2 separate regions of the Homo sapiens genome follow, and region 2 is linked to region 1. The links are chromatin loops, found by intact Hi-C in ENCODE. Cell type or tissue: right lobe of liver. All regions are shown on one strand. Each heading gives the region's core, and the rest is flanking DNA. Links, peaks and the distances in the headings are about the cores only. Region 1 overlaps CD163L1 (CD163 molecule like 1). Region 2 has its middle 20 kb from the start of APOBEC1.

The links. A loop is a pair of places that touch in the nucleus more often than their neighbours do. Peaks named below come from ENCODE experiments on the same cell type or tissue, not always from the same donor. Only the 100,000 strongest peaks of a DNase experiment are listed, where the experiment ranks them.
Region 2: it touches region 1 in a loop (9-fold over the local background); 12 of 110 quality-filtered maps call a loop at or near these places.

What each region holds. Positions count from the first base shown.
Region 1 is chr12:7,372,829-7,377,231 of GRCh38, reverse strand. It overlaps CD163L1 (CD163 molecule like 1), which reads left to right. Exons shown (of 20, transcript NM_174941.6): 10 at 1,218-1,532; 11 at 1,637-1,951; 12 at 2,309-2,401; 13 at 2,476-2,790; 14 at 3,592-3,912. Among named protein-coding and RNA genes, the nearest start is that of CD163L1, 69 kb to the left of the region's middle. In right lobe of liver, for the core only: a CTCF peak has its summit at 2,502 (motif pointing left); a DNase peak (open chromatin) is centred at 2,491.
Region 2 is chr12:7,643,849-7,648,251 of GRCh38, reverse strand. No RefSeq gene overlaps it. Among named protein-coding and RNA genes, the nearest start is that of APOBEC1, 20 kb to the left of the region's middle. In right lobe of liver, for the core only: a CTCF peak has its summit at 2,665 (motif pointing right); no DNase peak of the experiment used is centred there.

The sequences.
Region 1 (4,403 bases), core at 298-4,297:
TCGAAGGTCATGGGAGAGTCAGTTATATGCATATACGCAGAAGGAAAATACAAATAGAGATACAGCCAGTTCAAAAGCCTTGGGGCAAGATTATGCCTGATATGTTTGAAGAAGAGAAAGGAATCCAATGCAGCTGAAGAGCAGTAAGTAAAACATCAGGACCTGGCACCAAAAGGGGTAAATGAGCAGGGGAAGGTCACTCAGGGACAAGCAGGTCTTCGTAGGAGTTTAGATTTTTACTCTGAGTGAAATATGGAGTCATGGGAGGATTTGGGGCAGAATACTGATTTAACCTGATACATCATTTTAAATAACCTCTCTGGATTTTTATTTTTTTAAAAGATGAACTATAGAGGAATAATTATAGAAACAGGGAATCTGTAGGAATCTATTATAGTAACTCAGGCAAGTAATGATGGTGGCTCAATCAAGGCGCTAGGGTTGAAGGGGTGAGAAGTTTTGGGATTATGGGCATACTTTGAAAATACAGAAAACAAAACTTTCTGAAAGGCGAGATATAGTATGTAATGGAAGTCAAGAATTATTTCAAAATATTTGAATGTCTGGAATGATGGAGTTCCATCAATAGAAATATGGAAGTCTGCAGCCTTAGATAGATGTTTGAAAGGACTCCAAAGAATTCACATTGAGATATCTATAAGAAATCCAAATGGAAATGCTAAGTAGAAATTGGATAAATGAGTCAGGAGTTTGGAAAAATGCCTGGGTTGGAGACAGATAACATACATTACTAATATAAGTAGCTTTGCTGCAAAGAATAGAGTCAGAATAATGGGCAGTATTTTTTTGTTGTTTATAAATTACTCATTTAGATGGATTGCTGGGATCTAACCAGTAAGTAGAAGTCTTTCTATTCTTATATTACACCATCTTCTTAAGATGACTACAAATCTTCACGTGTTGTTTAATGCTGAGGTTACTTAGTATTTTTTTAATGTAAACAAATTGTGCAATTCATTTCCTTCTGATGAGTTCTAAATCTAGGATTGGTGGGTCACCAAGACATAGAAAATAGGTATGTAATCCAGATCTGTGAATTTAAGTCTGTACTGCTAATCTTGTCCTCTGAGCCCCTACGAATGGGATGTTCTAATGATGAATGGAGAAAAATTGCTCTGGGGTTAGATATGGAGACTGGAGACAGGGATAGATATTGGAAAACCCTAAAAACTAACCTTTGAAATATTATTTTATAGCCCACAGGCAGCCCAGGCTGGTTGGAGCTGATATGCCCTGCTCTGGACGTGTTGAAGTGAAACATGCAGACACATGGCGCTCTGTCTGTGATTCTGATTTCTCTCTTCATGCTGCCAATGTGCTGTGCAGAGAATTAAACTGTGGAGATGCCATATCTCTTTCTGTGGGAGATCACTTTGGAAAAGGGAATGGTCTAACTTGGGCCGAAAAGTTCCAGTGTGAAGGGAGTGAAACTCACCTTGCATTATGCCCCATTGTTCAACATCCGGAAGACACTTGTATCCACAGCAGAGAAGTTGGAGTTGTCTGTTCCCGTGAGATTTTTAAATAATCTTAATTGGCTGGGGCTAGAGATGGGGAGTTTGGGGCTGGAGCTGATAAGTCATGATGTCTCTTCTATGGCCTTGTCTCCTCCTAGGATATACAGATGTCCGACTTGTGAATGGCAAATCCCAGTGTGACGGGCAAGTGGAGATCAACGTGCTTGGACACTGGGGCTCACTGTGTGACACCCACTGGGACCCAGAAGATGCCCGTGTTCTATGCAGACAGCTCAGCTGTGGGACTGCTCTCTCAACCACAGGAGGAAAATATATTGGAGAAAGAAGTGTTCGTGTGTGGGGACACAGGTTTCATTGCTTAGGGAATGAGTCACTTCTGGATAACTGTCAAATGACAGTTCTTGGAGCACCTCCCTGTATCCATGGAAATACTGTCTCTGTGATCTGCACAGGTAAGAGAATAGTGCTTATGGTTAACTACTGTCAATATAGCCCAGACATGGTAGAGGGAGTTGGGATTAAAGGAAAGATGAGTAAGAAAATGGGGGTGCAGGTGGAGGGGGGATAGGCATGACAGTCAAAGAGTAACATGTAAGAAATAATGATAACTAGGACCATTCCTAAGGGGAAGTTAACACCTCTGTGTTTGGGATTTACGAGTAGACATCATTAATAAAAATGATTTCAATAGACGACAGGGTTTGAAAAGTCCTTATCACAATTGCAGATTCCATGTTGTTACAGAACTCTTCAACCTTTTCCATGTATTTTGGTCTTACTTTTGCCCCATTTCCTGCACCCTCCACCAGGAAGCCTGACCCAGCCACTGTTTCCATGCCTCGCAAATGTATCTGACCCATATTTGTCTGCAGTTCCAGAGGGCAGTGCTTTGATCTGCTTAGGTAAGCAGAATCAGTTTTAGGAAACACTGCAACTCTAAAGAATGTGACCTATTAACTGGACTTTCTCCTCTAAGAGGACAAACGGCTCCGCCTAGTGGATGGGGACAGCCGCTGTGCCGGGAGAGTAGAGATCTATCACGACGGCTTCTGGGGCACCATCTGTGATGACGGCTGGGACCTGAGCGATGCCCACGTGGTGTGTCAAAAGCTGGGCTGTGGAGTGGCCTTCAATGCCACGGTCTCTGCTCACTTTGGGGAGGGGTCAGGGCCCATCTGGCTGGATGACCTGAACTGCACAGGAATGGAGTCCCACTTGTGGCAGTGCCCTTCCCGCGGCTGGGGGCAGCACGACTGCAGGCACAAGGAGGACGCAGGGGTCATCTGCTCAGGTCTGTGCTGCTACCTTTTCACCCTCCTCTACACACACGTGCACACACTTGCACACACACAACACAATTGTAAAGTGTAGTGAAAAGTGTATGGCCTAGGAATACAAACAAAAAATCCACTTGGTTTTAATCCTATTCTCTTATACTGATTTCTTAATACCCTTGTCATATTACATTTGTCTGGGTATCATTCATAACTGAGAAGAATAAAAGATTGGTCTTACTGTCAGAGAATGTTAGACCCCAAGAAAGGGACCTTACATGACATCCACTCTGGCTCTGAGAACACACTGTCAACCGTGTCCAATCTGCCTTATTTTGTTGTTTTGTTTTGTTTTATTTTAGGCTTTTAGTAGCCTGAAGCCATGGTTATTAGTTTCTGTCTCTAGTGGTAAGAGGAAAGAGGGATGAGGAAGGGTCTTTACTAACCTGACCAGAAGCAGAAACTAAGAACCCATAACTGTATCCTCTCCCTTGGACACCCCTGCAAATGAGGTTAACCTCCTGATTATTTTCTGAATTGAATTTATGTTCGAGAGTAGAATGTAGAAGGTTGCATTTTAACTTAAGTTGATACAAATTTAAAGCTCAAATACTATTCTTGGGAAACCCACACTCATCCTGAAATCTTACAAGACCCTTAGTTTCCATCAGATTTATGCTGTTAATATGTTAGAGTGATTTATGAAATTGTATTGTGAGCCCTAATGTATTATTTCCATGGGAAAAATGGATTCCTTGGGGAGGGATTTTCCAACTCCAAAGGAAATATTTAATACTAAGTTTTGTATTTCTCTGTAGAATTCACAGCCTTGAGGCTCTACAGTGAAACTGAAACAGAGAGCTGTGCTGGGAGATTGGAAGTCTTCTATAACGGGACCTGGGGCAGCGTCGGCAGGAGGAACATCACCACAGCCATAGCAGGCATTGTGTGCAGGCAGCTGGGCTGTGGGGAGAATGGAGTTGTCAGCCTCGCCCCTTTATCTAAGACAGGCTCTGGTTTCATGTGGGTGGATGACATTCAGTGTCCTAAAACGCATATCTCCATATGGCAGTGCCTGTCTGCCCCATGGGAGCGAAGAATCTCCAGCCCAGCAGAAGAGACCTGGATCACATGTGAAGGTGGGTATCTTTCTAAACACCAGCTGTCACTGAAGCCCTGTGAAATATAACTTACCATAAATAGCAAATCTTTCCATTCAGGAGCACATGGCAGACTCACTGAAAAGTGCATGACAATAAGTGCTGATTTATCGCATCTGTTCTATATTGAAATTTTATTATTTTGGTTTAGTATTTTACAGGGTATTTAAAAATGTATATTGTCTCTTTTGATTCCTTTAAGCTCCTTGTGAGAAGCTGGATGAAAGCACATAAAAGGATAACAACACATAAAAAATTACAGTGTTTTAAAAAATGAAAAATATAATATGTATACTGTCTTAGAAATTCTAGAAAGCTCAGAACTTTTGAGGAAATGTGAATTAATTATGGAGATTAAGCAGCTCTATTTTTTCCTGCAGAACATTTTACTATGGGAAGTTAGTTGATTATTTATAAGACACTTGTAAATTGTCTTATTTGATTAAAATTTAATATGTTTATTGTAGAGA
Region 2 (4,403 bases), core at 238-4,237, 270 kb before region 1:
CATTCTCCTGCCTCAGTCTCCCGAGTAGCTGGGACTACAGGCGCCCGCCACCACGCCCGGCTAATTTTTTGTATTTTTAGTACAGACGGTGTTTCACCGTGTTAGCCAGGCTGGTCTCGATCTCCTGACCTCATGGTCCGCCCGCCTTGGCCTCCCAAAGTGCTGGGATTACAGGCGTGAGCCACTGCGTCCAGCCTGCTGTCACATTTTAAATATTCCTCTGGGCTTGATAATTTAAAGGAGCTCACATTCCTCAGATAAAATGTTCATTTTCTTTCTCAAACCTAAACATAATATTAACCACCGCTATATTATCATTTTTAGTAGGAGGATGAGAAGGGCTAAATCAGACACAATTACAAAAAACTCTTAGCCTACTCATCAATTACTCATATAAGCTGAGTAACAGCAATTCTAATTTATAACTCCTTTATAATAATATTAAATCTACTAATGAGGCTGGGCGCGGTGACTCATGCCTGTAATCCTAGCACTTTGGGAGGTCGAGGAGGGCAGATCACTTGAGGTCAGGAGTTCGAGACCAGCCTGGCCAACATGGTGAAACGCGGTCTCTACTAAAAATACAAAAATTAGCTGGGCGTGGTGGTGCACGCCCGTAATCCCAGCTACTCAGGAAGCTGAGGCAGGAGAATCGCTTGAACCTGGGAGGCGGAGGTTGCAGTGAGCCGAGATTGCACCATTGCACTCCAGCCTGTGGGACAAGAGTGAAACTCCATCTCAAAAAAAACCCCATAAATAAATAAATAAATAATAAATTTACGAATGAGAGGAGAGTGAAAAGTACCAGTTAGGCAGATAGCTAGGACATGTCCTTGGTAGAATTCCTTTCTAACAAAGAAACAGCTTGAAAGATCAAGCTGCAAGCACAGATCGGGGGCAAGGTCCACCATAAAAATGCCTTCTGTGTAACTAACTAAGGTCACAGTCTGAGCTGTCAAAGTGTCAGTCAAAATCTTGGGTTTATATGTATTTTGGAGTCTAGTAGTTGAGGTCAATTACTCACATGTGTGGTCTGATGAGGTGTGACATACTACTCTTGCAGGGAAGGGGAATTACAATCTATGTTCTTATCACAGCAATACATGTATCACTCAAGTAGCAAACTATGGAAGTAGAATCATTTTAAAGCTTTAAAACAGCACTTTTAGCAGGAAATTTAGCCCAGGGAGGAGCCTCTGTAGATCAAACCATTTTCTCATTACACTTAGCAGGTATTTCATCAATGTTAGGTGCTACTAATCTTATCACAACAATTATTAATATACAACCACAAATTATATCTCAATGTCAAAAATCATCATTTATTTGATCTGCATTAATTACAGCTGTGCTTTTGCTACTTTCTCTTCCAGTTTTAGCATTGATATTACTATACCTGTGCTATTCAAAAACATAACCTTAATACTGCTGTTTTATCCCACAAGGAGACTCAATTTTATATCAATGTTGTATTCTGATTCTTTCTCTTGCAGAAGTTTATGTTGTTATTTTACTCAGATGTAGAAGAGTTTCACATGTAACATATTCGGTTAATAGGAATAGTCTAAACCATGATATCTATTGGTTTCTTAAGATTCACTGTATAAGCCTGATACGGTTTGGATATTTGTTCCCTCCAAATGTCATGGTGAAATGTGATTCCCAATGTTGGAGGTGGATCCTAATGGCGATATGGCTCTGATGAATGAAGGAACACCAGGGTCTTTGGTCTCCTGCTGATTTAGATAAAACAACACGGAAACACCTTGAGTGGTTTTAAGGAGTAGAGAGTTTAATAGGCAGGAAAGAAGGAAGAAGCTCTCCTGTACAGAGACAGAGGGAGTGAGGCTCCAAGGGAGAAACCTCGTGTGTGGTACGGAAGTAGTTGGTTATATTAGGAAGCTGGAGGAGGAGGTGTCTGATTTGCATAGGGCCCAAGGGATTGGTTTGACCAGGTGTGTCATTCACGTAGACCACAAAAAACCCTGGCACTCCCACCTTAGCCCTTTAACATCCAAATGCAGGCCACCAAGATGTCCTGAGCATGTGTGAGTTATCTGGAGGTGGCTATGACACTTGGCACATGTGGTGACAATGAGAAGAGGGTGGGAATTGCCATGTTGGCCATGTTGGGTGGACCTAGTTTCTAATCACTGGCATTTGCATATCAAACTTGCCGGCCTGGTTTTTCAAGCTGCCTGTTAGAAAAGAAATGGTTTGGGGGTTGCTTCTCATGACAGGAAAATTTCCACTGAGAACTTTTACCCTTTCTAGTGGCCTAAAAATTATTTCCTAATAACTCCTGTATTATTCCCTGCCTCAAGAGAAGTAAACCTAACTGCTGTTAAGGGGTGTTGGATGACAATTCTTTCTGGCTACTTCCTGTTGAAAAGGCTCGTCACGTGAGGGACAGCAGTTGGTCCTCCTCCTGAGGTTGATCTAAGTGTTCTAGGAAGAATGGTGTGTCCATGGGTGGCTCTGCTCGCAGCGTTGTTTGGAGTTTGATTGCTTCTAGGTGAAAAGAGATAAATTTTACAAGAAGATTTAAAATATAGGGTTAGAGTATGAGTATTAAGATGACCACCATTAGAGGGAATTCTGTAGACCATAACTGAGTTTGAAATCTGTTAGTTACACCAAAGGGTTGCAATACCGGTTTTCGTCCACTAGATGCCGTTGTACATTACCAGAGACTTTATATAAAAGTAACATTTTCCTTGAGAAAAGCATACATTTTCCTTGAGAAAAGCATACATTTTCCCCTTGACTTCCCATTAGAGAATAATTTTTGGCATAGGCCATTTTTGTGAGTTGCAATATGATTGGGAGAAATATGATATTGGGTGGCTAAAATAACTTTAGCATTAATCTTGGCAATTCCTTTCCTTTAATTAGTAAATTCTTTTGTGACTTTCACAGACCCTCTTACAACATACTCAAACTCTCTGACTTGTCCTAAACATCCTTCCTGTAAACAACCAGTCATTTCCTTTTAGGACAAGAATTTACCATACACAATCCTTCCTTATATAAAATCTTTCTTTATAAACTTCTTTTAATAGTTTAGAATGCATCCTATTACCAACTTTCAGTAAAAAGTCATATCAAACTTAATGATAGTAAAACTTTTATACTTTCATGCTTGCTTTTTTTCTTTTTTTGATATGGAGTTTCGCTCTTGTTGTCCAAGCTGGAGCGCAATGGCACGATCTCAGCTCACCACAACCTCCTCCTCCCAGGTTCAAGCAATTCTCCTGCCTCAGCCTCCCGAGTAGCTGGGATTACAGGCATGCGCCACCACACCTGTCTAATTTTGTATTTTTTAGTAGAGATGGGGTTTCTTCATGTTGGTCAGGCTGGTCTCGAACTCCCGACCTCAGGTGATCCACCTGCCTCGGCCTCCCAAAGTGCTGAGATTACAGGCATGAGCCATCGCGCCCGGCCTTATGCTTGCTTCTTATCCATAACTATCACTCCTGCTATAAGCAAAATAACCTTGACTAAATCTTTCCTGCAATTATTAATCCTAAGATAAGGAAGATAATCAGGCAAAATATTATAACAATTAGAATTTTACAACCAAAATTCCGCATTGTGGGTGCCACGGTGTATAGTTCCATCGCAAATAGTGGTGTAACTATAACATTTCCCACAAGAGTGGCATAGTAAATAATTTTCGTTTAAGTCTTTACTTGCCTAGATATAACATTTCCCTTTGGGGATCTACAAAGTTACAAATGCAATCCCATGTATAATTAAATCTCGCTGCAAATATGCCTTAAAAGGAATTTTAATATTTGGTGGCAGATTTTGAGAGGAAAGGCAGAAATAATAAAAAGTACCCGATGAGGTAGGAGTAGCCCTCACTCAGTTACTTATCTTTTATGATTTTCAGTTTAAGATCTTCTATTTCTCCACATTGATATTCAGGACGTGCCTCTGGGCTGTCAGAGGTTGATCCCTCAGCTGTTCAGGCTTTGACTTGAATGTGGAAGTCAGGAGTTGATTCCTGTAACTTTTACTGCCAATGGTGTTGAAAGAAGAACAGTGTAGGGCCTTTCCCAGCTTGGCTTAGGGAAGGAGACAGAGATGAGGGTTTTCACTAACACCAAATTTCCTGGGTTAAATAAAGGTGGTTCTGTTTCCTGGGGTTGGACTTCTGTTAGTTGCGTTAATTCTTGTTGGAAGTGAGCTAGAGAGGTTACATGCTTAACCAATTTAGAGGTTTCCTGCCTGAAAACAATCTCTGAGCACACTGATAAGTTTTATCCTTTCCCAAGTGAAAAGCTTGGTGAAGGATTTTAAGGACATTGGCTGGAGGCTGGCAAATGGAGTTTGCCATCCTCTGACTGTAGCCTTTCTGAGGGCTGGGAACTACGTCCTCGAGAAGTGGCCTATTTTAT